3 separate regions of the Homo sapiens genome follow, and all the other regions are linked to region 3. A link is a contact called in ENCODE Hi-C or POLR2A ChIA-PET data. All regions are on one chromosome and are shown on one strand. Each heading gives the region's core, a stretch centred on a gene start or an enhancer-like site at or near the end of the contact. The rest is flanking DNA. Distances are from core to core; before and after follow the strand shown. Region 1 has its middle 16 kb from the start of TMEM131. Region 2 overlaps LINC02611 (long intergenic non-protein coding RNA 2611). Region 3 overlaps INPP4A (inositol polyphosphate-4-phosphatase type I A).

The links. Hi-C counts contacts between places; a loop is a spot of excess contacts on that map. ChIA-PET counts read pairs that join two places held with the same protein, here RNA polymerase II (POLR2A). Pooled maps may share reads with other maps.
Region 1: a loop to region 3 is called in a map of GM12878, with 2.8 times the contacts of the local background. The contact joins two enhancer-like sites. A Hi-C loop is called at or near these places in 1 of 168 maps with a recorded cell type or tissue (GM12878), 24 of 37 single-sample maps with no recorded cell type and 6 of 50 pooled maps.
Region 2: a map of GM12878 shows a loop between it and region 3 (4-fold over the local background). The contact joins two enhancer-like sites. A Hi-C loop is called at or near these places in 1 of 168 maps with a recorded cell type or tissue (GM12878) and 7 of 50 pooled maps. POLR2A ChIA-PET finds 5 or more read pairs at or near these places in 1 of 52 experiments (CD4-positive, alpha-beta T cell).

The regions. Positions count from the first base shown.
Region 1 is chr2:98,009,862-98,014,463 of GRCh38, reverse strand. No RefSeq gene overlaps it. Among named protein-coding and RNA genes, the nearest start is that of TMEM131, 16 kb to the right of the region's middle. RefSeq lists an enhancer at 1,433-1,892. Within about 2 kb of position 1,688, at least 5 of the 41 ENCODE cell types and tissues checked have a DNase peak (open chromatin) inside an H3K27ac peak, as active enhancers do; they include GM12878, where a contact is called at or near this core.
Region 2 is chr2:98,756,169-98,761,082 of GRCh38, reverse strand. It overlaps LINC02611 (long intergenic non-protein coding RNA 2611), which reads left to right. Exons shown (of 4, transcript NR_126337.1): 4 at 1-20. Among named protein-coding and RNA genes, the nearest start is that of LINC02611, 13 kb to the left of the region's middle. Within about 2 kb of position 2,847, at least 27 of the 41 ENCODE cell types and tissues checked have a DNase peak (open chromatin) inside an H3K27ac peak, as active enhancers do; they include CD4-positive, alpha-beta T cell and GM12878, where a contact is called at or near this core.
Region 3 is chr2:98,462,995-98,467,345 of GRCh38, reverse strand. All of the region lies in intron 1 of INPP4A (inositol polyphosphate-4-phosphatase type I A), which reads right to left. Among named protein-coding and RNA genes, the nearest start is that of INPP4A, 20 kb to the right of the region's middle. RefSeq lists enhancers at 928-1,492, 1,591-1,900, 1,911-2,050, 3,301-3,350, 3,537-4,052. Within about 2 kb of position 2,310, at least 25 of the 41 ENCODE cell types and tissues checked have a DNase peak (open chromatin) inside an H3K27ac peak, as active enhancers do; they include CD4-positive, alpha-beta T cell and GM12878, where a contact is called at or near this core.

The DNA of each region.
Region 1 (4,602 bases), core at 439-2,938, 450 kb after region 3:
GTGGGCTAGTGGCTGGTAGGCTGGTGGGCTGGTGGACTGGTGGGCTGGTGGCTGGTGGTCTTCAACTTCCAGCCAGAGAATGCAGCAAGAACTGAGAAGTAGCCAGTTACTCTCCAAGTGAAGGTTAGGCTACTTGAGTGAGACATTTAGACCAAGAAGAAGGTGGCAACTTCATCCAAACCACTCTGCAAGGCCTCGTTGTTAAGATATGTTGATAACGTGGGCTTGGGCTTTCATTCTTTAACATGGGTGGGCATGCATGTGCGTGCATGTAGGGCAGTGGTGTTGGGCATCTTAAATTATCTGCAATCCATCTCCTACTTTTTAGTAATGTACATAAAAGGATAATGAAAGTCTCCCAAAGCAAAAGTTCTCAATCCTAGCTGCAGGTGAGAATACACTGACGCCCAGGCGGGCCCATGTTTAAACTCTCTGGAGAGTGACATCAATGATATAGATGAGTCTGTGTCACGGGGCCTCCTCCTCTGTCCATGTCCTGAAGGAACTCAGCCAGTGTGCCTGCAATACGTGTCAACTGCCTCTCTGAGCATCAAGTCCCGTGAGGGTCCCTGAGCCGTGATGGGGTTGCTGGTCCCCTGCGTTCTCCACCCTCTCGTAATCATGGTTGTGTCCACTGCATGCCCCCAGTCCTGTTGTAAACTTAAGCTTCACCACAGGCAGGGAAGAAAGACACTTTCTCTTTAGACAACTGGCTCGGCTAAAATGTAAATATGACCTTTGGGAACTGCTAACCTGACCACCCGAGGGTTGATTCCAGTAAAAAGAATATCTTCATCATTTTCACTTGCAGAATTACAAAGACATGACAAACATCGCGTTCTGTTTTAAACATCGTCACCCAGAAAGCTTTACCCCGGCTTTGGAGTCAGAGTCTGCTGGGATGTACTTGTTGAAACCACTTCTTTCGCATGTGGGAGGCTACACAAATTCCTGTGGTTTTGGGACCTTCAGTTTCTTCATCGGTAAAAAGAATGAGGGGGCTGGACTGGACTTTTGGCTTGTGGTCCGTGGGATACAGGGTTCAGACCTCCAGGAAACTCTCCAAATCAGGGCCTTTGCAGATAGGACCCAGGCTTTTGTATTTTAAGAAGCCCCCACAGATGATACTGACATACACTGCTGGCTACTGACCTCGATTACTTTAATTCCTAACATTTTATATTAAAACCCCCAGTTTGCAGACAAAGTAAAACAGTGTCTAATAATAGTGCTAAAAATTCCCTCACAAAATTTTAGTACTATGATTCCATTTAAATTGGATTTTTTCAATTATTTAGATAAATAATTAATTTATAATGAAAGAAATCCAAGTACCAACGCTGTATTAACCAATATGGCTCTAATATATATATACTCATCATTTAAGTGAAACAAAGTACTTGGTTTAGGAGGAATACTAATAAGAAATGCCTTAGTTAGGAAATGTTCTAAAACATTCATGATGAAAAAAGGGCAGTGTAGGAGTCTCCAAGCAAAACTACCTCATTTCATTACCAAATCATTAGACCTCAGAATCAGGTCTTACATCAGGGATGAAAATAAAGAACTGAAACTTACCCTGGAATTGAGAACAGAAACTGAAGCCATGGCTAAAAAGCAGAAGATAGCTGTAGAGAAAGCACCTTCTTGTCATAGCACCCAGTGGGTGAGCAAGGAAAAACTGATGAAAGGAAAATCCTGGTGGGCGAGGCTCAGGGTGCCACTGAGTGCTGGTCTCTCTGGCCTGTGTGGAGAGGCAGGAGCACTGTCTCAGCATCTGAGGATGAACTAGACACTACACCCCAGCACAGGTAGGGCGCACCTCAACTCCGACCCCTCACCTCTGGGCAAAGGTGGGGCAGGACTACAACTCTAAAGCTATTAAGTGCCTCATCCTGTCAAAGTCAAGCCTCAGAATAGAAACTGAGTTGACTTATAGAAAAATGAAGTTGTTTTTCCTTGCACATTTGTGGACTGGTACATATATATCCCCGCCACAGAGTCGCTGTGGTCGTTAGCTTTGTTTAACTCTGCTCTTTGGCTCAAATGGAGATCTTGGCATACCCTGAGTACCTTCCGGCTCCTTCTTTTTTTTTTTTTTTTTTTTTTTTTTTTTGAGATGGAGTTTTGCTCTTGTTGCCCAGGCTGGAGTGCAGTGGCGTGATCTCAGCTCACCGCAAACTCCGCCTCCCAGGTTCAAGCAATTCTCCTGCCTCAGCCTCCTGAGTAGATGGGATTACAGGTGTGCGCCACCACCCCAGCTAATTTTGTATTTTTAGTAGAGACGGGGTTTCTCCATGTTGGTCAGGCTGGTCTTGAACTCCCGACCTTAGGTGATCCTCCCACCTCGGCTTCCCAAAGTGCTGGGATTACAGGCGTGAGCCACCGCGCCTGGCCTTCCTGCTCCTTCTACTTCTTCAAGTATAGATTGCTCCTTCCTCCCTCCATTAGCAGTGGGAGAATTTATTCATTCACTCCCTCATTTCATTCATTCGTTCTATAAACACCACATGTCAGAGACAACACAAATGTCAGGCACATGTCAGGCAACACGTCAGGCAACACACATAATAGCAGGAGGCTGCGCATGGTGGCTCATGCCTGTAATCCCAGCACTTTGGGAGGCCAAGGCAGGCATATCACCTGAGGTCAGGAGTTTAAGACCAGCCTGGGGAACATGGTGAAATCTTGTCTCTACTAAAAGTACAAAAATTAGCCAGGTGTGGTGGTGGGTGCCTGTAATCCCAGCTACTCAGGAAGCTGAGGCAGGAAAATCGCTTGAACCCAGGAGGCAGAGCTTGCAGTGAGCCAAGATCATGCCACTGCACTCCAGCCTGGGCAATAAGAGTGAAACTGTGTCTCAAAAAAAAAAAAAAGAAACGGAAAGAAGGAAGGAAGGAAGGAGAGAGAGAGAAAGAAAGGAAGGAAGGAAGGAAGGAAGAAGAAAAAGAAAGAGAAAGGAAGGAAGGAGGAAAGAAAGAAAGAAAAAGAAAGAAAGAAGAGAAAGAAAAGCAGAGAACAGGACAAGTTCCTTTTCTCCTGAAGACTACATTTTGAAGGTGAGCGACAGACAGTAAACAAATAAATATATAATGTGTCAAGTGGTGACAAGTGCTCTGAAGATAAATATAGTAGGGAAAAGGAATGAAGAGAGACAGGAGGCAGATGCTATTTTAGAGGTGGTCAGGGAGGCCTCTATGTTGACCTGACATTTGAGCAGAGAGGTCTGTGAACTTATAAAAATGCTTTATACACAGGATAACCACAGATAATCAGCCAACTGGCACAGTAGGGGAACTATTCCCTCAGCAGTACACCCAGAGCCTTGTCACAGTGTAAGGCTGGATCAAATGACCTCTAAAAGAGGCGTAATTGCCAGCTGGGTATGCATCCCCACTGATGAAAGGGAAGCTGACCAAAAATAAAAACTGGTAGCACTAGAAATGGGCTCCCATTCAAAACAATGTTCCTGTAAACATATATTGAATTACTTATCAAAAGAGTAGACTGACAAAATCTAAATACCTAAAACTATCCAGAGTATTTCCCAATCATGTTTTTCCTTATACTGCATTGATCCGAAAATGTCGAGGAAAGGTTTAGAAATGCATGCTCCCCCAGGCACAGAGGCTCACTCCTGTCATCCCAACACTTTGGGAGGCCAAGGCAGGAGGATCACTTGAGGCCAGGAGCTCCAGACCAGCATGGGCAACATTGCAAGACCCCATCTCTACAAAAAAATTTTAAAATTATCAGGGCATGGTGGCATGCACGTGTAATCCCAGCTACTCAGAAGGCTGAGGTGGGAGGATCCTTGAGCCCAGGAGTGCGAGGCTGCAATAAGCTTTGATTGTGCCACTGCACTCCAGGCCAAGCAACAGAGCAAGACCTCATCTCTAAACAAAAATAGAAGTTCAAGGTCGCAATCATGTTCCAAGATTCCACAGAGACACACAATACGGCTTATGGAAGGCCTCCTCTCAACTGCAAGTGAGAAGCAGAAGGTGTGTGGAGGGTAGACAATGAGACTTCATGGTCAGGCGGGCCTGTGTCTGAATGGAACTGAGACAGGGATGTTAAATAACTTGCCCAAAAGCACACAGCCAGTGAGGCAGGAAGTCAGTATTAAACCTCAGGCAAATCTTAGGGGAATTATGCTGAGGGAGAAAAAAAAGCCAATCTTAAGAGGTCACATACTGTCTAATTCCATAACATTCTTGTGTAACATTCTTGAAATTACGAAATTATCAAAATGGAGAACGGGTTCCAGGTCAGAGGGGTAGGGAGGGAGGTGGCTGAAGCCATAGCAGGGTAGGATGAGAAGTCCTGTGGTGATAGAACAGGTCTGGGTCTTGATTGTGGTGGTGGTGTGATACCGAAATCTATGTGTGATACAGTTGCACAGGATTAAATACACACACACACACACACACACACACACAGGATGTATTAAAGCTGGTGGAATCTGAAAAAGCTCTGTGGATTGTTCCAATGTCAATTTCCCGGTTTCAGTAGTGTTCAGTAGTATGCAAGATATTACCCGTGGGTGAAACTGAATGAAGGGTTCACAGGATTTCTGTTTTTATTTCTTACAACTGTGCA
Region 2 (4,914 bases), core at 1,598-4,097, 290 kb before region 3:
AATAAAAAAGAGACTGAAATTAAATTTAATGGTATATTTTATTTAACTCAGTATATCCAAAATGAACATTTAAATATGCCATTGATATAAAAATTACTGATGAGATATTATGCATATTTTTTCAAAACACGTCTTGGAAGTCCAGGGCATAATTCACTCTTAGAACACATCTCATTTCAGACAGCCACAATGTAAGTGCTCAAAAGCCGCCAGGCGTGGTGGCTCATGCCTGTAATCCCAGCACTTTGGGAGGCCGAGGCGGGCAGATCATATGAGGTCAAGAGTTCGAGACCACCCTGCCCAACAGGGTGAAATCCTGTCCCTGTTAAAAATACAAATATTAGCCAGGAGTGGTGGCAGGCGCCTGTAATCCCAGCTACTCGGGAGGCTGAGGCAGGAGAACTGCTTGAACCTCAGGAGGCAGAGTTGCAGTGAGCCGAGGTTGCACCATTGCACTCCAGCCTGGGAGACAAGAGGGAAACTCTGTCTCAAAAAAAAAACAGACAACAATAAAAAAAAACAAAACAAAACACAAAAACAGGCAGCAGCTCTGACACATGCACTTCAAGCTGCATGGCCTTGGGCAAATTGCTTAACTCCTCTGGTCCCCATTTCCTTATCATAATGTTGAGGAATGATATGTCTTCTCAGTTCCTCCTCGGTCATAGGGTAACAGACAAGCACGGCACAGTGGTCACTGTCACACAACAGCAGGGGATCTATGGGTGCAGGCAAGTGGCAAGATGACATATGTGAAATCATTAAAGTTGTATCTCAGATCCAGATGACAAGGATTGTTAAAGGCTGTTTGCATAACCATATTCAATTTGGGGTGATGCAGAAGGGGTATTCAGGGTCTGGTCAGCTCCCACGGGAGGCTTCCTACAACCTGCCAGGCCTTCACCTGGGCAGGCAGAATGCTAATGCCACCAGCTAGGAGGATGTTCTCAGAGGGACGGAGGAGATGGCAGCTTCTCCAAGTTGATCCCTCAAAACCATGACTTCTCTGAGATTTGTGTCTCAGGCACTCGTTTGCAATGACTACTGTAGCAAAATGACTAGGCACGTGCAAAAATGCTGCATCCAGCTTGTTTGAACAATTGCAGTTGTTCAATTTCATTCAGACCAATTAGGCTATATTTTTAGTATGATTATTCAAAGCATTGGTACTCCTTAGACAAAATCTTAGCTAACAAAAGTTAGCTGGAATGAAAATTTTACAGAAAGTAGAATATCTTTGTTACCAAAGGGAAGTTTATTTTGATAAAATTAAAAAGGCCAGGTACAGAATAACATGCAACTTAAAACTATCACGAGTGGGACAGTGTAGACGTGAGAAGAAGATGCCTTTGGGGCCAATGGGCCTGCATTCACATTTTATTTTTGCCACCCTTTTCTTTGGTGACTTTATTACCTTTAAAATGGGAAAGATACACATGTACCTTCCAAGTTACAGGACGGATTTACATTCTTGGCACCATAAATATTAGTTCCTTTTTTTTCTACATCAGTGAGAAAGGATGTGGTAAAACAGGGGGAAAAAAAATAGGCAAGGCCTTTGTGTTTTTGCTTTTTTTGTGGTCTAATTTCTTTTAACAAATAACAGTTGTTTTTCTGATTAGGAAAGTAACACATTCATTGTAGAACACTTGGAATATTCAGAAAAAAATGTATTTTTTTTTAAATCGCCAGTAATTCTACCACCAGAGATAAATACTATGAATGTTTTTGTTTGCACTAAGCACACCTATGTGATTGGGATAATATTATTACCTAAAGTGTTGTGTTCCACTTTTCATGCATGTGCTCTTTTTACATTCTATTTTATTTTGAGACAGGATCTCACTCTGTCACCCAGGCTGGAGTGCAGTGGTGGCATCACAGCTCACTACAGCCTCAAACTCCTGGGCTCAAGCAATCCTCCCACCTCAGCCTCCCAAGTAGCTGGGACCACAGGTGTGCACCAACACACCTGGTTAATTTTTTGTATTTTTTGTAGAGACAGGGTCTCACTGTGTTGCCCAGGCTGGTCTCCAGCTCCTGGCCTCAAGTGATCCACTTGCCTTGGCCTCCCAGAGTGCTGGGATTGTAAGTGTGTACCACTGTGCCTGGTCTGTACTCTCGTTTTTAAAAAGACTCCTCAAAAACGTTGGAATTTTCCTTATTTTAAAAATACTGTTGAAGAACATAACTTAATGGTTATATAATAATATTTCACTATATTGCTGTACCATGTTTTATTTAGTCCTATTTTTGGACAGCTAGGCTGTCTCCAAATTTTCTCAATACAGAAATTCTACATAATATTCTTGCACACAAATTTTGGTCCACATCTGTTGACGTCTTTAGGATAAGTTCCTAAGAGTGGAATGAGCAACTCTAAGGGTTTTTTAAGTGGTCCTGACTTATATTGCTAAATTACTTTTCCAAAAGATTATGGTAGTTGATGGCCCTACTATGAGTGAATGGTAATTTTTGTACCGTCTGGTCTCAGAACCAAACCATCAGCTACATTTTTAAAATAATGAATTGAGAATGGATGAATTGTAGGCACATATGGGGGTTCTATTTCTCTTTCTATGGGACTCTAGGTATGATTTTCCCATTTTTGTAATTAGGATATACGGCTCCAGGAAATTGAGAGTGAGCCAGATAGTTTCTGGAGAAGTCAACTGTACCGAGGCCAGGAAACACTAGTCATCCCTGAGGGTCAAACACAGTTATGTACTAAGAATGAGGAAGTCCCACACAAAGTGGCAAGATGCTGGGTTAGCCCACAGTCTTAAGAGGGAAACCTGTTCCAGACATGACTTCCGCCCTTGGCAGATGAGGCTTCTGGTTGCCTGCCAATTATAACTAGCTAGAAACAGCATCACGGAGAAACAGTAAAGCAACAGCAAGGTGGCGGCTGGAGACTCGGGCATGAGGCCCAAGGCCAGGAGAGGAGCAGCGGGTGGGAAAAGCCTGAAGGAGGGGCTGGGTCTAGACCAGCTAGCAATCCCACAGCAGCCAATAGCCCAGCCTGCTGGAGAAGAGATTTCTAGAAATGCAAAAGTTTTCACATGCAACCACGAAAGCAGTTCACGGGCGTTCCTGGCACTGTCAGGAGGAAGTCAGGATCACACAGGGTGCACCTGGAAAGCAGCTGCCCTCCCCAAGTTTGACCTGGGCTAGCAGCTGGTACTGCCATGTGGGCTCTGGGTTTTATGAAGTTGCAACACCAGAACCAGGAATTTGGGGAAGATAAAATAGAAACAGAGAAAATATTTATATTTATTTAGACGAGAGATGTGCACAAACCACAAGCCCTGGAGATGCAGGGCGTCTAAACCATTGCCATTATTTCAGTAGCTTTAGGAGAGTTCGCAAGGTAGCTAATGATAAGAAACAGGAGAAAATCATTCTCCAACCCTCACAAACGAAAATGTCTGATCCGAGCACCCGTGGCTGTCTCACTGCTTAACCCTTCCAAAGAATAAACATGAAGTACTCTTCAGTATGGCTATGGGAAGAGCACATCCTGTTGCATTAGGAAACTTTAATTACTAAGTTTGATAAATCAAAGGTTGTCATTTACATGATACATCTTAACTTCAGCAAGAGGTTTAAACTCATCTCACATAAATCACTCAACAACCAGAAAAATACGGTCCTGATGTTGGCATGAGAGAACACACAAAGAATGTTTTCAAAGGCTGATCTTGGGCCAATATAGCTTAAATTTTCATCAGTGATGATAGAGGAGGGTGCAAGAGTAAATGAATAAAAGAGACAACCCAGTATGGGGTTAAAACAGTAACTAGCCATTGAAGATAGGGGGAAGTGAGGGGTAAGTCAACAGAAATCAGTAGTATAGACATATAGAATGAAGTTTGATAGCATCACTTGCCTTTAAAAATGAACAAATTAAGAAAATAACAAATGGAGTGAACACACAGCCTAGTAAAACATTCACTGTCTGGAGTCTCCAAGAATAAGCCACCCTAGGAAGCTAGGTTTCCCATCTGAGAAACCTTAAATAACTAATCTTAGGTTTCATCCATTCGTAATGGAAAGTTTTCAAGAATGTGTCACTCATTTCTCTGCTTTTTTAAAGAATGTGATGGGCCGGGTGTGGTGGCTCGCACCTGTAATCCCAGCATTTTGGGAGGCCGAGGTGGGTGGATCACCTGAGGTCAGGAGTTCAAGACCAGCCTAACCAACATGGTGAAACCCAGTCTCTATTAAAAATACAAAATTAGCTGGGCATGGTGGCACATGCCTGTAATCCCAGCTACTCGGGAGGCTGAAGCAGGAGACTTGCTTGAACCTGAGAGGCAGAGGTTGCAGTGAGCCGAGATTTTCCATGGAGTAAATTTGCTCCATAACTTGTATACGAGAATGATCTAGGGTGCCTGTAGGTTCAGGCAAGTGAGTAGCTAGATTTAAAGTATGCCATACTTTAAGAGTTACATCAGGAGTGTCTAGCAATAAAGCCTGATATTTTAATGAGTCCCCCTGTCATCCACTGGTGTCTTTTAGTTTCTAGGACTCCTTGTACTTGGTGTGGGGTTAAAACCTCCAGATGTTGTCTTAAAGCCAGTTTATTGTTTCATCTACTAAGGCAGTTGCTGCAACTGCCCTGAGGTATCCAGGCCATCTTGAAGTGACATGGTCTAGTCGTTTAGAAAAATATGTCACTGGTCAGGGAATAGCTCCCAATTTCTGGACAAAGACACCTAGGGCAGTGCTTTGTTTTTCAGTCATATAAAGGAAAAGCGGCTTATCAAAATTAGGGATCCCTAGGGCTGGGGTTGATCCCAATTTCTCCTTGAGAGTTTTAAAAACCTGTTCACAATTACTATCCCATTCAAAAGGACCTACATCTGCTCCTTTCAGAGTCTCATCAAAAGGCTTGCCTATATGCCCAAATCC
Region 3 (4,351 bases), core at 1,061-3,560:
GTTTGTCCCCTCCAAACTCCACACTGAAATTTAATCCCGAATGTCAGAAGTGGGGCCTAATGGGAAGTATTTGGGTCATGGGGGCAGATCCCTCATGTATACATTAATGCCCTCCCCCAACCACCCCCCGCTTTGAGGGTGCGTGAGTTCTCACTCCGTTGGTTCCCACAAGAGCTGGCTGTGAAAAGAGCCTGGGACACCACCACCACCACCCGCTCCCTTCCTTCCTCTCTCGCCATGTGAGCTCAGCACACGACAGCTCCCCTTCACCTTCCACCACGAGTAGAAGCAGCCTGAGGCCTCACCAGATGCAGATGTCCAGTCTTGAACCTTCCAGCCATCAGAATTGTGAGCCAAGTAAACCTCTTTTCTTTAAAAACTACCCAGCCTCAGGTATTCTTTTATAGCAGCACAAAACAGACTAAGAGAACATCCAAGAGGAAAAGAAAAAGGCCCTTTCCCGGCTACTCTAAGAAACTCGGCATTCAGAAGCCTGGTGTAGTTATTCAGGGACTGCCCAAAAAATACATAAGTGTGAGACAAGCATTCATAAAGAAAACGAGATGGAAATAAAACTCTGGGTCCCCACCAGAAAGAAGACAGATAGACATCATCACCTGTGAGTGCCCTCCTCTCTCTCCTGTGAGTTTGGCGATGGGTCTATCCCCTCCAAGGCCTACCTGGCATAACCATAAGTGAGGGTTTTATGCACAGAAAGACCTCTGAAACCTCTGCCACCAACCAGCTGGGTGACAACTTCTCTGAGCCGCAATTCTCTCACGGGTAAAATGGGATGACAGACACTTATCATTCAAGGTGTCCAGAGGATTAAATGAAGTGCTGCATGCTGAGGCACAGCACAGCAACGACGCTTAGTGAAATTCCAAAAATGCCGGTGACTCATTGTAATCTGTGATAGGGAATGTCTGTCACCCCCTTGAGCCAACAGGTGCTGGTGCACAGTGAGTGCTCTACAGGGTTAGCTTAAAAAACATAACAAGGCCGGGCACGGTGGCTCACGCCTGTAATCCCAGCACTTTGGAAGGCCAAGGCGGGCAGATTGCTTGAGGTCAAGAGTTCAAGACCAACCTGGCCAACATGGTGAAACCCCATCTCTATTAAAAATACAAAAATTAGCTGTGCATGGTGGCGTACGCCTGTAGTCCCAGCTACTCAAGAGGCTGAGGCAGGAGAATCGCTTGAATCCAGGAGACAGAGGTTGCAGTGAGCAGAGATCACGCCACTGCATTCCAGCCTGGGCAACAGAGTGAGACTCCATCTCAAAAAAACAAAAAAACAAAAAACAAAACAAAACAAAAAACGTAACAAGAAGGTCCCTTCCTAAGCTACTGGGGGGAGGGCTGGAGTGAGACTTGTGGCAGATGGAGCAGAGACTGAGCAAGGTGGGCAGGGCCAGCCTGGGCACACAGCCAGAGAGGAAGGGGGAGGGCGCTAGAGTGAGACCCAAGCCACCGTCTGCTCAAGTACTGCGCCGAAACCAGGGTGGAGCCGGGAGGAAAAACCACAGGCCCTCACAGGAACAGGGGCTCAGCCAGAGAGTTGAAAAACTCTTTTTTCAAACCCATGTAACAACATAGTAAAATGACAGGGGATTATCTGTTCACCAAGTGAGTGCCCAGCAACATGACAAAATGACCCCAGAGTCAGCTACCCCAGAGTCTGGGAGAGGAAAGGACCATGGCCACCCCTAGGCCTCCCCAAGCCTCAGCTTCCTCATTAAGCCCACTGTATGTGGGACAGTATGGTCCTCATCAGGCTGCTGTGAGGTATGGCAGGTCAAATAATGCCCCCTGCAAAAGAGGTTCACGTTCAAATCCTTGGAACCTATTAATGTTACCTTATACAGCAAAGGATTTGCAGACTCAATTAAGTTTCGAATCTTGAGATGAGATTATCCTAGATTACACTGGTAGGCCCCAAATGCCATCACAAATGTCCTTATATGAAGGCAGGAGATTTCGGAGAGAAGAGAGGGCCGTGTGACAGAAGCAGAGAGAAGCGGAGTCACGGAGAGAAGATGTTACCCTGCTGGTGTGAAGATGAGGAAGGGGCCGGCAGCCGAGGCAAGCCAGCAGCCACAGAATGGATTCCGCCCTAAGCTACTGGAGGGAACATGGCCTTGCCCACAGCTTGATTCAGCCCAGTGATTCTGGAGGCCAGAACAGTGAGAGAATAAGTTCCTTTCGCTTTAAGCCACCGAGTTTGTTACAGCAACCACAGGAAGCTAATACAAGGGATTAAAAGGGAAGTGGATACAAAGCAATCAGCACGCTATCTGGCACGTGGTAGGAACTCGAGAATCCCCATTAGTGAAGGACAGTTCCTGACATCCTCCCTGGGCCACCAACCCATCCTCAAAAGCTGTGTGAAAACCTACAACCTTGTACTGCAATAACGAGCTCTGTACTCTGCTCACAAAAGCTCCTTCGTGTGTATCGTCTCAGTTGATTCTGTCCTAAAAAGGAGTTTCCAAGGTTGTCCAAGGACTCTCGGCTTGTCACATATAAATACAACACTGCCACAGGCCTTGTCTTCAACATTCAGTTCAATTAGTTAAAATATTTCACAGGATGGCCTCTGCTGATATCTCATGGAGCAGACCCTCCTGATCTCAGGCATCATGAGCTGTGATCAGGGCCATCTTACCTTGCAGAAACACAGCACAAGTACTTCTCTCAGCCACAGGCCTTGCAACTGTCAACAGAGAAGCTGGTGCCGAGTTCTGACATGGGAACTGAGAACTCTGCCCCTGTCAGGGCAGACATGGCAGAAGAAGAGGCTGGGCAGGCAAAAAAAGACACTGGCTAGCACTTGACCTTCCAAACTGCTTTTCAGCTTGACTCATGCAAAGAGGTTTATCTCTCCCCTAAACCCCCTGCTTTTTGTTTCTTCAGCCCTTGCTCTGTGCACCCCCACTCTCGATTTTCCTCTTTGAGGAGCGAGTCCCAAGTGTCGAAACCCACCATGTGCAATAATTCCACTTCCTCCGTCGTGCTCGGCCTCCATCATGCAGACCCTGGGGCCTCAGCTTCCCCTGGGTTGCTGCGAGGATGTGGCCCCATGAATCTGACGGCTCTCCTGCCCTCCCCTCTGCCCCATTTTGTTCGAGACTCAGGGCTGTGCTGTCCCAACCTTCCCCAGCCTGTGCAAGATTTGAAGACTGTCCCCTTCATCAAGCCACAGCAGCCCTCAGCCACAAAGAGCTCAGGGTGGAGCCTCAAAACCTCAAGAGTATCTTAAAGAAAAAATGAAGAAAAAGAAGAAGCCTATTCACTTCCTAAAAACAGCCATCTGCAGGCCCTCTGAGATATCTTTTTTGCACCCATTCTTCTACAAGCTTCTGCCAGCGCCAGGTTCACTGGGTGGAGACCGTGTACCCTAAGCCAACTGACTACTGACCACTATCAGGCAGGAGACAAGGGCTGTGCACGGAGCGAGCAGAGACTGGAGGAAAAGCTGCCTCAGCATTCCTCAGCCCCTGGCACCGCATGCAGCAGACCCTAGGGCTAACAGCTCACACCTACCAGACCTTCACTTGACCATGGACGCTCATGGCTCTGGTCTGCCCTAAATCCCGCACAGGGGCTTGTAAGCAGTCTCGCAGGCACATGCCTGTGAGCCCTCCGCAGGTGGCTACTACTTCCTGCTCTCCTACAGACAGACCCCAGGGCCAGCTCCACAAGTCAATTCCTTTGTGCCTGAAAACTACCTGCTGCGTGAGTGAATGAGAAGGGGCAGGTGTGCTCCCAGTTGGTAACTTTGCATCACCTCGCCTGTGATGAATGACCATGCCATATCACAGATTCAGAAACTGAAGACCACCAACCAACATGACTCCAAAATGTACGTGCAACGTGCTGCCCAGGCCGTTGCCTTCCCTCTGAGATGTAGAGCACCTTGGTTGGAACAGCTGAAATGCTGGGAGGGCATGGCCAGAACCAGCCTCAGCGAGACACCATCACAGCTGAAATGTAGACTTCCACACAAGCACTGTGTGTTCCTGGGCCTGGCTGTCATTAAGGTCCCTGCAGAACCATCTGCCCTTGCACCTGCAGCTTGAGTTGGCCGCTTGATAGGCCAGGCAGAGGAAAGCCCAACAGAGCCAATGTACCTGAAACTGGGGTCAAAAGCAGCTTTGACAAGCCTCACTCAGGATGCTACAGGTTAGTTTAAAATGTCTGTGGGCTGGGCGCGGTGGCTCACGTCTGTAATCCCAGCACTTTCGGAGGCCGAGGCGGGCAGATCATCTGAGGTCAGGAGTTCAAGACCAGCCTGGCCGACATGGTGAAACCCCGTTTCTACTAAAAATACAAAAATTAGCCGGATGTGA